3 separate regions of the Homo sapiens genome follow, and regions 1 and 3 are each linked to region 2. Evidence: chromatin contacts called from ENCODE Hi-C or POLR2A ChIA-PET data. All regions are on one chromosome and are shown on one strand. The core of a region is the stretch at or near the end of the contact, and the rest is flanking DNA. Distances in the headings are between cores, read along the strand shown. Region 1 overlaps DUSP10 (dual specificity phosphatase 10). Region 2 has its middle 8.9 kb from the start of TRT-TGT2-1. Region 3 overlaps LOC124904517 (a long non-coding RNA gene).

Region 1 (4,837 bases), core at 179-2,678, 750 kb after region 2:
TTTTTTTTTTTTTAGATCTTTAAAATGGTAGTTTCCCAAAGTGATGAAAAGAAAAAGCACTTACAATGTGCTGGACATTGTTTTAAGGTACTTTATTAACCACTTTAATCATTACAACAGTACAGTGAGGTAGGTACTATTGTTATCCCTGTTTTGTATACAGGGAAACTGAGGAACAGACAGGTGAGAAACCTGCCCAGGGTCTCATAGCTAGTGTTTGGCTGTGCTGGGGATTCAAACCCAAGAAGTCCAGCCTCAATACTCCTTCTCTGAATCACTGCACTGCACTTAGGGCTCTCATGGACTATGCGTGTGCATAGATCTGTTGGAATTTAGAACAAAGGTGATGATATTGGGGGTAATAAGACATTATTTATCGAATACCTGGTCGTGTATCAAAACCTTTACATAGGCTTCCTGAACTATGACCCTGATGGGTAGATGATATTACATCCACTTAATAGATTGGTAAACTGAGGCTTAATGAGGGAACCTGACTTGCACAGGGTCTCACAGCTGCTAGGAGGCAGAATCATAACTGCAGCTAGGTGTGGTTTGTCTCTGACCTTTGCTCTTAACCTCCATGCTACACTGCTCCTGCTTTGTTTGTTAATTATCATGTTCTAATATTCTTAAATAGTAATAAACATAACATCATCAGGGTTCCTCATTAAGTGATCAGTCACTTTGGCCTCTGGTGATACTTGATGGGGTAGGGTCGGAGGAAAGTAACTGGAAAAGAAAAACCAGATTAGCTTTACTCTTCCCCCTCCCCTCCAGATTTCAATTTCAACCCTTCCCCAAGAGAAGAAAACAATCCTTCCTGCAGACTTCTCTGGAAAAAGCCACCACTGTGAGCTTCCACTCGTTGTTTTTTACTTTAAGCACCGTCCACAGAGAGAGTTTTTAACTGCAGTACAGAGCTGTGCATAAGCCTTATGGAAAACTGATGCCCAAGTTGATTAGCAGAGTGGCAGTTGAACAGGAGACTATTTCTTCAGACCCCTCAAGGAGAATTTCCTTGTTTACCTTATATGTTTAAATTGTAATATCTCCTTTTCTCTCCACCCCCACCCCTCCCACCTCCAAATATTATAAGAACAGAGTTCCTACATGGCTTAAACATACAATGCACCCATACTTTTGCACATAAGCATGCTCTGTGATTTGGAGCATTCTGTGTGTCTGTCTCAAATTCCCTCCTCCCCCCACTCCGCCACGGGTTTTTTTCCCCCCATTAGGCAAATGGAAGGCCCATGCCACCTGTTAGCATTACATCATTGGCTCCCCAGAACACAGTTGCACCAAAGGCCTTAAACAAAGTAGTTCTTCTTGTATTGTTTGCACTCAAAGAGCTGATATCATGCCAACTGATGTCATTGTATGTCTTTGTGTAACTGCTATGGCAACTGGGCAGGTGGGGAGCCTCCAGCTGATGTCATTGAGAAAGGAGGTGTAGAGGCAGAATTTTAAAAAGCTGGACGCTGCTTTTTTCTGTGTGTGGGGTTTTCTAGCATGTGTTGGTTTTTTTTTTTTTTTTTAAACTAGCTGCTTTTAAGACAAATTACAGCTTGAGTACCCTAAATAAGAACAGAGAGGTTTTTCCCCTGCTTTTAGAGCCTTCTTTTGAATTTGTTTTATTGTTCTTCCCTCTCATCTTATATGGAAAAATGTAACAACTGCCTTTTTTGAAGAAAAAAGTGAATTAGGTTCCCATCACAGAATCTGTGTGGAATTTGGGTTTTTGTGGAGGCGAAGCTGAGCAGATTTTAACTCTTCAGAATCCCTTTTGTGGAGGCTGTGATGATGACAATGGGTAGTTTTTATCTTATTTATTTTTTAAGTCTTCACTGGTGAAGTTATTTTCCATATTTTCTTTCTTCTACTTCAGAATTATCTCTTCAGGTTCAAACTTTATTGTCATAATTGCCTAGCAGAATAAACTATCATATGTAAGGGCAGAGGTTAATTCTAGAAATCAACTGAAATTCGTATATAGCTCTTGTTTTTCTTTTCAAAAAGCTAGGGTAGGTTTTGACTTCTTACTTTCAATGAGTAAAGTGAACATAATATTGCCCTTTGAGTTTTCTTTGGATCATAACCATACCTTAAGGAAAATATGATTTCTCTCTTTTACACAGCCAGCTCCGGGTCCATTGGTTGTGAAAAGTCATGAGACTCGGTCTAGGTTATGGTCTGGAGTTTCCCGCTGTGGTTTGTCAAAGATGAGACTTGAAATGGAGAAGAACATATGCCAGGCTCAGAGGCTAGTGGACAGATAGACTTCCTGTCCTTATTGCAACATAACCGTCTCTTGTTCATGCTTTGGGTTTTCTGCCTTATCTCCTGGAACTATCAAGACAGCCACAAGCCATCTGTCTTTGAGGGTAGATGTTGTGTTCTGGTGGCTTTCAGCTAATAGGACTTTTCCACTTCCCCCTCTTTTCAAAGGGAAAGCCAGAGTGTATCTAGTTCTGTTTGAGTAGGGTTAGAGCTCAGTTGGCACTAATAATGTCAATCCAGATTTTATAGCACTTACATGTATATTATTATAATTTGAGCTTTGTAATAATCCTTTGGGTTTATCTGTGCATGCCATTGTGTGTAAAAATATTAGCAGAAAATTTAAACAATAAACTATGATCCGTAAATTCCCTAATTTAAACAATTGTTCGTTTTTTGTACAGTTCTTCAGCTTTTGGTCAATGTTTTTTACTTAGCTTTTAAAAAATTTAATATTAAACCAAAATGTTTTATTTATTTTCACATCCTTTTTGCAACTACTCTTTTAAAGGCTACATAATACTCCGTGGAATGAATGTAATAACTTTTTTTCTTTTATTTTTGTGTTTTACTTGGCCTTTTTAAAATATATATAAAACAGATAACATTGTAGTGAACATCTCCATATATCTAGCTAACTATCTTTGGTTAGATGATTTCCCTAAGATCCATTCCCAAAAGTGAGATTGCACTTGTTCAGGGGAAGGTTTGCATTTTAAAAATGGAGAAATAAGCACAGTTTATAAGCTTTTTATACTAGACCCATAACTCGTGGGAGGCAGAGCAGAGCCGTAAGCTCAAAAGCATGCATTCACACATCCAAAAGAGGTTTCTTGATGGGTTTATGTGCCCACAAGCCTTGGAAAGTCGAGGAGTAAGCAACCGCGCTGCTCTCACATTCTGTTCTACTGAAAGTCAGGGTTGATAAATGTCAGGGCCCTACGTGGAGAATATCAAAAAAGATTATAAGAGCAGTCCTTCACACCCCACCCTGGCTTGTCTTTTCCAAGTACTTCTCTGCTGATTTCACCTGTGGGCAATCATATAAATAATATAAATTAAAATAGTGAATGCCTGCTGAGTTCTACTGTGTGCCAGGAGATGTGCTAAGTATTTTACACGTATTCATTTATCTCAGGCTCACAATTGCACTCAAAGGGAGACACCATCACCCTCAGTTTACAGATGGTGGAACTGAAGCACAGAGATAAATGAACTTAAGTAATAGTGTCAGGAAATGATGGTACCCAGATTATAATCAAGATAACCTGTCTCTTCCAATGTTCCTGCTTGTAACCACTCTGCTGTATTGGGAGCAAACTTGTCCCTCTGGGTGAGGTGAGCTATGAAGGGTGCAAGACATGCTCCTGTGGTGCTGAGATTCCACCCGAGGAGGTCATCTGTGCCTTTCTTGGCTCCCAAAGCACAGGGTTCTATGTAGGCCACTGAGCATATGGCTCTTTGAGGCAGGTCACATTTGCAGCTGAGGAAGATTGCCTGATGCCGCGTGGAACTCTTGCTAGGGGAACATGCCCTCATTTGTAGAAAGAGCACATTTCCAAAGTGTTCCATGCAGTGATACTCCCCGAAGCTTGTCTTGGGTCTCCAAATGGACTTTTAGTTTTTGTTTTGTTTTGTTTTATTTTTATTTTTATTTTTTTTGCTTAAATACATATTTATATATGTATTTAAAATATGCATGAGCTACAATGCAAACTCATTCTAATGGGGAGGTGGCATTCTCTGCCAGCTCTGAAATCTCAGTCACACTCACCTTCTGTGTTTGTGTTCTAGGTGGACTTAGTAGTTTTAAGCAGAACCATGAAAACCTCTGTGACAACTCCCTCCAGCTCCAAGAGTGCCGGGAGGTGGGGGGCGGCGCATCCGCGGCCTCGAGCTTGCTACCTCAGCCCATCCCCACCACCCCTGACATCGAGAACGCTGAGCTCACCCCCATCTTGCCCTTCCTGTTCCTTGGCAATGAGCAGGATGCTCAGGACCTGGACACCATGCAGCGGCTGAACATCGGCTACGTCATCAACGTCACCACTCATCTTCCCCTCTACCACTATGAGAAAGGCCTGTTCAACTACAAGCGGCTGCCAGCCACTGACAGCAACAAGCAGAACCTGCGGCAGTACTTTGAAGAGGCTTTTGAGTTCATTGGTAACTATCTCCCATAGGGAATTTTCATCCGCTGCCTTCCTTTTCCCTCCAGCTCTTGCTTTGATATCAAGTTCAAGGTTTATTCCTGTGTTGGAAAAGAAAAGCTGCCCTGGAGTTTTGGAGGGCTCTGCCACCTGAAACAGCCTAAGCATTCTCCTAAGTCATAGCCTGTCGAGTGTATCCAAGCCATCAGGATGGATATAAAAGGACAGTAATTGAATTTGTTGGGATCTGTTCAACTAGAAATCCTCATCCCTCAAGTTCTCAGTGAAATAGTGGTAGGGGTTAGCATTTATGTGCTCTGTAACCAGAAAAGTGGATGGAAAGTAAGGAATCGGAGGTCAGAGCTGGTGCTACTGCTACTTGATCTACTAGCGCCGTTGAGCAC
Region 2 (4,444 bases), core at 1,511-4,010:
TCAACATTTCTCCTTCATACTGCCCTAGTAGAGGTTCTCCATGAGGCTTCTGCCCCTGCTGCAGGCTTCTGCCTGGACATCCAGGCTTTTCTATATATCCTCTGAAATCTAGGTGGAGGCTCCCAAGCCTCAATCCTTGCACTCTGTGCACCTGCAGGCTTAATATCACATGGAAATTGCCAAGGCTTATGACTTGCACCCTCTGAAGCAGTGGCCTGTACTATATCCCTTTGAGCCATGCCTGAAGTTGGAGTGGCTGGGATGTGGAGAGCAGTGTCCTGAGGCTGCATAGGGCAGCAGAGTCCCCGGGCCTAACCCATAAAAGCATTCTTTCCTCCTAGGTCCCTGGGCCTATGATGGGAGGGGCTGCTGCAAAGGTCTCTGAAATGCCTTTGAGGCCTTTTCTCCATTGCCTTGGCTATTAGCACTTGGATCCTTTATATTTATGCAAATTTCTGCAGCCTGCTTAAATTCCTCCCTGAAAACGGGCTTTTCTTTTCTACCACACAGCCAAGCTGCAAATTTTCCAAACTTTTATGCTCTGTTTCCCATTTAAATATCAGTTCCAACTTCAGGTCATTTCTTTGCTCATACATATGAGCATAGGCTGTTAGAAGCAGCCAGGTCACATCTTGAACACTTTACTGCTTAGAAATTTCTTCTGCCAGATATCCTAAATTACCACTCTCAAGTTCAAAGTCCCACAGATCTCTAGAGCAGGGGCATAATGCAGCTAAGCTGTCTGATAAGGCATAGCAAAGGTTACCTTTACTCATTCCCAATAAGTTCCTCATTTCCATCTGAGACATCTTCAGGCTGGACTTCACTGTCCACGTCACTGTCAGCATTTTAATCACAACCATTAAACAACTCTCTAGGATGTTCCAAACCTTCCCTCAACTTCCTGTCTTCTAGCCCTCCACATTCTTCCAACCTCTGCCTATTTCCCAGTTTCAAAGTTGCTTTCACATTTTTGGGTATCTTTATAGCAATATCCTACTCCTGGTACCAATTTTCTGTATTAGGCTATTCTCATATTGCCACAAACAAACACCCAAGATTGGGTAATTTATAAAGAAAAGAGGTTTAATTGGCTCATGGTTCCACAGACTGTACAGGAAGCACAATGCTGGCATCTGCTTGGCTTCTGGGAAGACCTCAGGAAACTTACAATTATGGCAGAAGGCAAATGGGGAGCAGATATGTCTTCACGGTAGGAGCAGGAGCAAAAGAGAAAGAGAAGGGAGGTGCCACATACTTTTAAACAACCAGATCTCATGAGAACTCAGTATCTTGAGGACAGTACCAAGGGGGAAATCTGCCCCCATGATCCAATCCCACCTCACACCAGGCCCCACCTCCAACATTGGGGATTACATGAGATTTGGGTGGGGACACAGATCCAAACCATGGCAAAAAGCTACCCAAGTGATTTTAATGTGCAGCCAGAGTTGAGTACCATTGCTCTGACAAAATTTTTTATCTTATATATGAACAAGAAGAGACTTCAAGAGCTTAAGTAACTGACCCCAAATAAAGGCCATACAGTCAATTACTGGCCAAGACTCTGGCCCGCTCTATTCCCCTATTGGAAAACCTCCACAGCAGTCACACTTTGGGTCAATTTCTTACAGAGGATAGCTACAGTCTTTATGTCTTTAAATCTAAATCTAGATATATTATTTGAATAGTGCTAGCATACTCTGGCAGAACTTTTGAGAGTGAGGACTGTTCCAGAACTATCTGTGCTATGTGACCTCAGGATCTGGAGGTGGTGACAGGCTCAGATTTTACAGTCAGGAAAGTCTGGTTTCAAATGGTAGTTCAGCCACTGACAGCTCTGCACCCTTGGCCAAGTTACTTGGCATCTCTGATCTTCAGTTTCCTTGTAATGTGAATGTTTTGTCAACACAGACTGGTTTCTTGGTTGTGAAGACTAAATAAGATAAGGCCATAAAAGTCTCAGCACGTAATTAGTGCCTTTTAGGAAGCCGATGACTTATCCATTAGCTGGTGGTGCAATTTTACCTTTTAAATGATAGCAGTACTAGTAATTATTACTGTTGTTGTTCTTCTTATATTCCATGTATTTGCCTTCCAGATAGGTGGTTCTTAAGCAGAGGTGATTTTGTACCCCCAGGAAACATTTGGCAATGTCTATAGGTATTTTGATTGTTATAACAGGGGTGGAGGTTTGGGGACAGTGGTGGGGTGCCAGTGACACCAGTGGGTAGAGGCCAAGGATACTACTAAATGCTCATAATGCGCAGGCAGCCTCCCAACAACAAAGACCTATCTGACCCGATGGTGCGAAGGTCAAGAGACTCTGCTGTAGATATCTGTAAGTAATTGGGAGCTTGAGGGCCCAGAGCCACTGGGTGGTGACAGGATGATAATTCTCAATTTTTGCTATTGTGTGGCAAGGGGGCAATGTGTTTAGGGGGTTGCAAACAGCTCCATGTCTACTCTCAATCACCACAGAGGAAGGACTTTCCAACTCTTTACATATGAGTTGCTGTGGTAACCGGTAAGTAATAACCCTGGGGTTTATACTCCTTAGAGGTGCTGTGAGGATAATCTTGCACCTAAAGTTTAGAAACACTGGTATCAAAGCCTAAAGAAGACAAGACGATTGCATCAGATCCCACAGGAGGGCTGTCTTTCTCCATGCTTGTGTTTTGGGCCCCTGGGGGTTGCATCAGCCTCCTCACTCATGAGCTCATCATTTATAAATGACAGCCGCCAAAGTCGGGAAGTATGAAACAGTTGCCAAATGGAGAACTTGCTCAGCTTTCTTGCTGGAGCCCTGTGTCTTAACTTACTTATATTAAAAAATAAAAGGAGCACAATTCTGCTAGGCAAGCTCTGCTATGTGAGAAGGGAAGAATACATGCAGAACTTCTCGTTGAGAGCACAGAACATTTTCGTGTCTGTCGAGATCACCGTGGTTGCTGAACGTGGCCGCTGTTGAGCAAGTGGTCAGTAGGTGGCGCTAAGTCATCGCCGAGAGGACGCTCCTGTCCTAGACCTGAGTTACTGTCAGTCTTGGAGCGCGCACACCCCAGAGTGAAAAATATAGTAACAGGAAAGATTTAGTTCTTAAAATAAGTCAGCAGCTCAGCGAAGCAGATACTACCTCGGCAGGTACATTTTCTTTCTTGAACTGATGGAAAAGGGCATTTACTGCCTACAGGCTTCTGGCTACAGAAATCAAACAATCAAAATATTCAATTAAATGAAACCAGCAGCAGGCCTGGCCCCAGAAGAGAATGAGAACCAGCTGGGCTCAGCCCTATGTCTGGGATCCGGTACCGACGTTCCTCTGTACTGACACGTCCGGAGCCAATGTCGAGTCACGAGTCACCCAGGCACGGTTTTCTCTCTCCAGTGAAGGCTTTGGGTGCTGAGATGTGCAGTTGTAACGTGTAGCATGGAGACCATTTTAGTGATCTAGCTGGCTCTTCTTAAATTATGGGAGTCCTGGCCGTACATGTAGGTGAGGACGCCACCTTTCCCACCTACGTGAGAAGGTAGGAGAGTGGAGATCCCTTGAGGCGCTGGAACAGGAGTGTTGTCATGGTGATGGGGCCAGTCACAGGGCTCACCAGTCCCTTTGGCGGAGTCTCTGCCTCAATTGTAAGGGAATTTGGAATCACTGGATCAGATGCAAGTTCACAGTCATGTTGCCACTTTTTTCCACAATCTATAGCCCCCACCGTGAAAGCTCCAGTGGGTCATGCTTTAGAAAGGGGAGGGAGGTAAAGAGTGGGTGGGGGGCTTTGAATCCAATAGTCCTGTATCCCAGCTCTGCCACCAGTGAGCTCTGTGACCTTGCAAATGCCATTTTGCTTAAGCTTCAAAGCTCTCCTCTGTAAAATATGCATAGAATGGGCAGGAGGGCTGCCAATGAGCTGCTTGAAATGAGTTCACATCTCTTGGAAGCAGAGAAAGCTTACAACTAAAGTGGCCAGACAGCCATATGTGATCTTAGAAGAACTGTTGAACCCAGAGAGAGGCCTCGAAAATGGAGATGGGCAAATGCCATTCCCACCATGCGAATCCCTTTCCCATTTTTGCTTGTGGCTGCCCAGACTCGGTCCCTACCCACGCTTAATAAATTCTTACAATTTATTCTCCTGCCCTTCAGCTTGACTTGTAATAATGTAATGATGGCTATCAGGGTTGGAACAGCAAGCACGATACCAGCACTTTAGGAAGATTAGTTTCCTCTATTTAATGCTCATGACTACCTGCAAGGTAAGTGTTGTCACACCGGGTACAGATGAGGAAATGAAGGCAAATCTCTGCGCAAAGTCCTGGGTGGGTGGGCTGGAGAGTTGGGAGCCTGACTCGGGTTTATCTGAGAAAACAAGTGGGCAGGAAACTCAACTGCTCCACATGAGATGCAGAAGTTCTGCCATTTTTTTCTCAGATTATAAAGTGT
Region 3 (4,301 bases), core at 338-2,837, 590 kb after region 2:
TTTCTCCTGCCTCAGCCTCCCAAGTAGCTGGGACTATAGGCACGCACCACCATGCCCAGCTAATTTTTGTATTTGTAGTAGAGACGGGGTTTCACCATGTTGGCCAGGATGGTCTCGATCTCCTGACCTCGTGATCCACCCACCTCGGCCTCCGTAAGTGCTGGGAATACAGGCGTGAGCCACTGCACCTGGCCGTTTCTCTTCTTTTAAGGACCAGTGTGATTAGATCGTGCCGACCCAGGTAATCAAGTATAATCTCCTCATCTCCAGGTCTTTAACTCAATCACAATTCTAAAGTCCCTTTTCCTATGTAAGGAAATGTATTCACTGGTTCCAGAGATAAGGATATGGACATCTTTGGGAGGCTGTTATTCTGCCTACCACAGAAGACTTTTCCTGGGCTTTATTTAATTCTTAAGATTGAAAAAAAAATGCAGGACAAAATAATGTCACTTTTTCCAGATCTCAGGTACCTTATATTAAGAAGTGAAATATTTTTATATTTTATATAGTTGTTTAGATACATTTTAATGAAAGCTGGGAACCAGTGAGGACATTGTAACATTGTGCTCAAATGTCTCCCAAGTCTACAGGCCAGATGTGACATATGGCTTAAGTGCCAGACCCATATTTCCAAATGTCTTCATCTGACTATGAGCTTACGAATCCAAACTATGTTTAAAGAGCTGCAAATAAATCTCAAACACAGCAGGTCCAAAACCGAATGCATCATTCCCCGGTCCTATTCTCTTTCCCCATTTCCAAATCCCAGTTAGCAGTGTCATCATTCCCTCAGTCCTCTAAACATTATGATTAACCTGAGCTCCTCTTCATCTCACACAGCTCATGGACCAATAAACCCTACCATTTCTACTTTAGGTCTGTATCTGGAATTTGGTGTTTCTCCCATTCCCAGTTATTATTAAAGATCTTCATTTTATACCTGAATTTTTTCAGTAGGATCCTAACTTATTTCTCTTCTCCAGTTTATTCTTTTTAGCCATGCCTTCCCTGTGCTACCAGCATTAACTTTCCAGAAAGATAAATCTTATCATATCTCCTGTTTTCTGAAGAACCTTCTGCAAGTCCTCGTAACTTACACAAAAGTATATACAGAAAACAATTAAAAAGCATACTCCAAAGAAAATAGGGGAGGGGGAGAAAATGCCGCTCTTCTTTTCAACCCATGTATCTGTCACAAGTGCAGTGTGACTATAATCCCTGCAGATCTTTATGTCCTTGCCCAGAAAAAGACAAACTGTCTCATAATGGTAAGTCTGAAACTCGGACAAATGTGTCATTTTCTACTAGCTCTTCTACAGGCACAGAGCCACACAGAATTGCAGACCCATAAACACCCCAGATTTTTGGATTACAAAAACAGCAAATATATGTAAATCAGCAGTACCAAATTTCTACAGAGGGAATAACTCTCCCCTAGCCCTTAATTATGAGCCCACACAAGAAAAAGGAGGGCATCCCAGGGCTTGTTTATCCTGGCTCCCACATGCAAAGGAAGTATGCAAAGCCAATAATGACTAATGTCCTCAAATATTACTTATTACTCATATAGCATAATCACAATAAATACTCAGAGGCCCACACACTATTTGTTTGTTTTGCTGTTTGAACCACAATTTAATGTCTACTCAGTGTGGCATCTCCATAAAAGAACTATTAGCTTACTGAGCTAAACTATATTTAAAGAGCAGTCAATTCTATGGATTCTTTGCTCTTAATTTGCAGCTAAGTTCCAATTAAACCTGTGTTGTATTTAATCAAGTTAAATTGCAGAGACTGTTGAGTTAGAAATAAATTTAAAATGACTGTCTGGAAGCAGTTAGACGGTGACTTCACCGATACTGATTAGAGAAGGATGTAGAGATACTTGTAATTATAGGGCATAAATCAATACTCTTTCCATGAGAAGGTACCACTATGTATGTCTAGACAACATGTATTTATTGAAGGCTCACTGCCTGGGCATTGTGGAAATCTCTAAAAATATATACGACACAGTTGATGCCAATAAGAATTGAGACTGAAGAGAGTACCCTTGCTGAGGGATATACCAATGATGCCAGAGACAGCTTAGGTAATTCCCATTGCCATAATGATCAGTTGCCTAAGAGTAAACCAGGTTGCTTGATAATTGATCTTATTTCCATCATGTAAGAGATAACAACACTTGCCCCTTTTCACCTTTATAAGTCAGTTATACAATGGCTAACACCCATAGAATGCCAAATGTGTTCCAGCACTGTTTGAAAGACTATATACATATAAATGTATTTAGTCTTCACAACATCCCTCGAAAGTAGCTATTGTTATTCTCATTTTGCAGATGAAGAAACCAAGGTACAGATAGTTTAAGTTATATGTTTAAGGTCACACAGCACTTCCATTGGTGGAGATAGCTTTATGAACTGCCCATATCTTGTTATACAATGCTGATTATTAGAGAATTCTTCCTATGTTGAGTTCAAGTTTCCCTTTAACTTCTACCCAGCTGGTCATGGTTCTGTCCTCTAGATACAAACAAAATAGATGTAACTGTTTCTCTCTATGTCAGCCCTTCTATATTTGAAGACGGTGGTTGTATCTCCTCTCTAGTCTTCTTTATTCTAGACTAAGAAACCCCAATTCTTGAAACCATTTCAAATCTATCTAGTTTGGAGAGATCATCACTCTGCTATTATCTGAGTGATGGACACTTGGCTCTCGTTGTGCAAACAACCAGAAAGTAGCCCTAGTTAGCATTAAACAGACCATTCCCCAGCTATAAAATGGAGGGCAAAAGGGTCATTTTTATAGATAACATTTCTTTCCCTACTTACCCCATAGTTGAATTACCAAGACCCATAAACACATTATCATATTTAATAAAAATAGTGTATATTATGGCTTATTACCTACCAGTCACTACTCTATGATTTATGTTTGAATTTACCTAATTATCACAACAAATATACGAATTAGATACTATTTTTATTTCTGTTCTGATGAAGAAACAGGGCATGGAGAAGTTATGATTTGATCCGATATTCTACCCCATATGACCACAATGAATAGCTATTCATAAGGGATAATACCAGAGAATTACCATAGTGACTTGAATAAGGACATATTTAAGGAACTAATAGAGTATGGTCTTTAATAGGCTCTTAAACTTTGCCTTCTGTGTCAAAGCGACATCTTGCTTTATGAATATCTCACAATTCTTGGATTTTAAGTTGTGCATAGCAAGAATGAAGCACCTCCTCAGACTCAGATGAGACCAACCACTCATGAGCCACTAGTCAATTTCCACCATCCTGGCTGATCAGAATCTGCCCCAGTGATGGGCCATGGTTCAGCTAGAGAATGAGCCCTAGGTCAGTGGGGAACAAGCTGTCAGCCAGGAACAGTATTGTAATGTGGGTATGAAATGTTTGCCTTTGCCTCTAGGCTTCCTCAAGTCTGTTTCACGATAGCAACAGTGGCATTTTGTTGCTGCAAGACATTCAATATCCTGGAAACAGTATGTATATATGTGTGTGCATGTGTGTATAAAAGTCTGGCCTTTGTAGTTACAGTGTCTATTTCACCCACAATGATAGGCTTTTAAGGTGAAAACATTCCTGTAGGTTGGCACAATTCTGACCTCATAACATGATAGTACAGGGAGAAAGAGGGAGACTAGAATTCTAAAGACAAGTCCTTGGAATAAAAAGTGAGCAAGGAGAGTTTTGGAGGTGATTAAGAAAATGAAGTTAAGGGTAGGAGGAGTATGGAGAGAGAGAAGAGAAGGAGACAAAATTGGACAATCCTAGAACCATAGAAAAGGGTGGTTAAATAAAACCCAGGTCCTAAAAACACAAAATGTCAGGGTCCTAAACACACAGCAAAACTCCAGTGCCCACAAGGCATATGGCATGATCATGGGGTGGGTTAGATAAAAACTACAGATGATGGCAAACATGCAACGTGGCTGAAAGAGGATGCAGAGGTGACTCCCCTGCCAGTAGAATGGTAAGCCCAGGATTCCAGCCTATTATCTCTATTGGTTTTAGGTGAACGCCTGCTATTTAAACTAGTGGGGAAAGAAGTTTTCACATGGTATCAAGCAAGTGCCTGCCAGGTGACATGATGGGTTTTTTCAGGCAAGGTAGAACAGTAGTAAACATGTGTCCCAATGATTCCACTCCAATATGGCCTTTACCCCCGGGTGCATGCATCTTCCCATTTTCCTTTTTCTGTGGCTCTCATTGTTCTCTTCCCTGTCACCCAAGAAGAGATGCTCCTCGTGGGGATGTCACATC

Evidence for each region. Hi-C counts contacts between places; a loop is a spot of excess contacts on that map. ChIA-PET counts read pairs that join two places held with the same protein, here RNA polymerase II (POLR2A). Pooled maps may share reads with other maps.
Region 1: a loop to region 2 is called in a map of chondrocyte, with 3 times the contacts of the local background. The contact joins two enhancer-like sites. A Hi-C loop is called at or near these places in 2 of 168 maps with a recorded cell type or tissue (chondrocyte and naive thymus-derived CD4-positive, alpha-beta T cell), 6 of 37 single-sample maps with no recorded cell type and 9 of 50 pooled maps. POLR2A ChIA-PET finds 5 or more read pairs at or near these places in 2 of 52 experiments (AG04450 and HepG2).
Region 3: a loop to region 2 is called in a map of IMR-90, with 4 times the contacts of the local background. The contact joins two enhancer-like sites. A Hi-C loop is called at or near these places in 2 of 168 maps with a recorded cell type or tissue (CD8-positive, alpha-beta T cell and IMR-90), 1 of 37 single-sample maps with no recorded cell type and 11 of 50 pooled maps.

What each region holds. Positions count from the first base shown.
Region 1 is chr1:221,705,707-221,710,543 of GRCh38, reverse strand. It overlaps DUSP10 (dual specificity phosphatase 10), which reads left to right. Exons shown (of 4, transcript NM_007207.6): 3 at 4,078-4,449. Among named protein-coding and RNA genes, the nearest start is that of DUSP10, 34 kb to the left of the region's middle. RefSeq lists an enhancer at 2,426-2,535. Within about 2 kb of position 1,428, at least 16 of the 41 ENCODE cell types and tissues checked have a DNase peak (open chromatin) inside an H3K27ac peak, as active enhancers do.
Region 2 is chr1:222,453,852-222,458,295 of GRCh38, reverse strand. No RefSeq gene overlaps it. Among named protein-coding and RNA genes, the nearest start is that of TRT-TGT2-1, 8.9 kb to the left of the region's middle. RefSeq lists an enhancer at 2,862-2,911. Within about 2 kb of position 2,760, at least 10 of the 41 ENCODE cell types and tissues checked have a DNase peak (open chromatin) inside an H3K27ac peak, as active enhancers do.
Region 3 is chr1:221,866,382-221,870,682 of GRCh38, reverse strand. All of the region lies in intron 2 of LOC124904517 (a long non-coding RNA gene), which reads right to left. Among named protein-coding and RNA genes, the nearest start is that of LINC01655, 28 kb to the right of the region's middle. Within about 2 kb of position 1,587, at least 3 of the 41 ENCODE cell types and tissues checked have a DNase peak (open chromatin) inside an H3K27ac peak, as active enhancers do.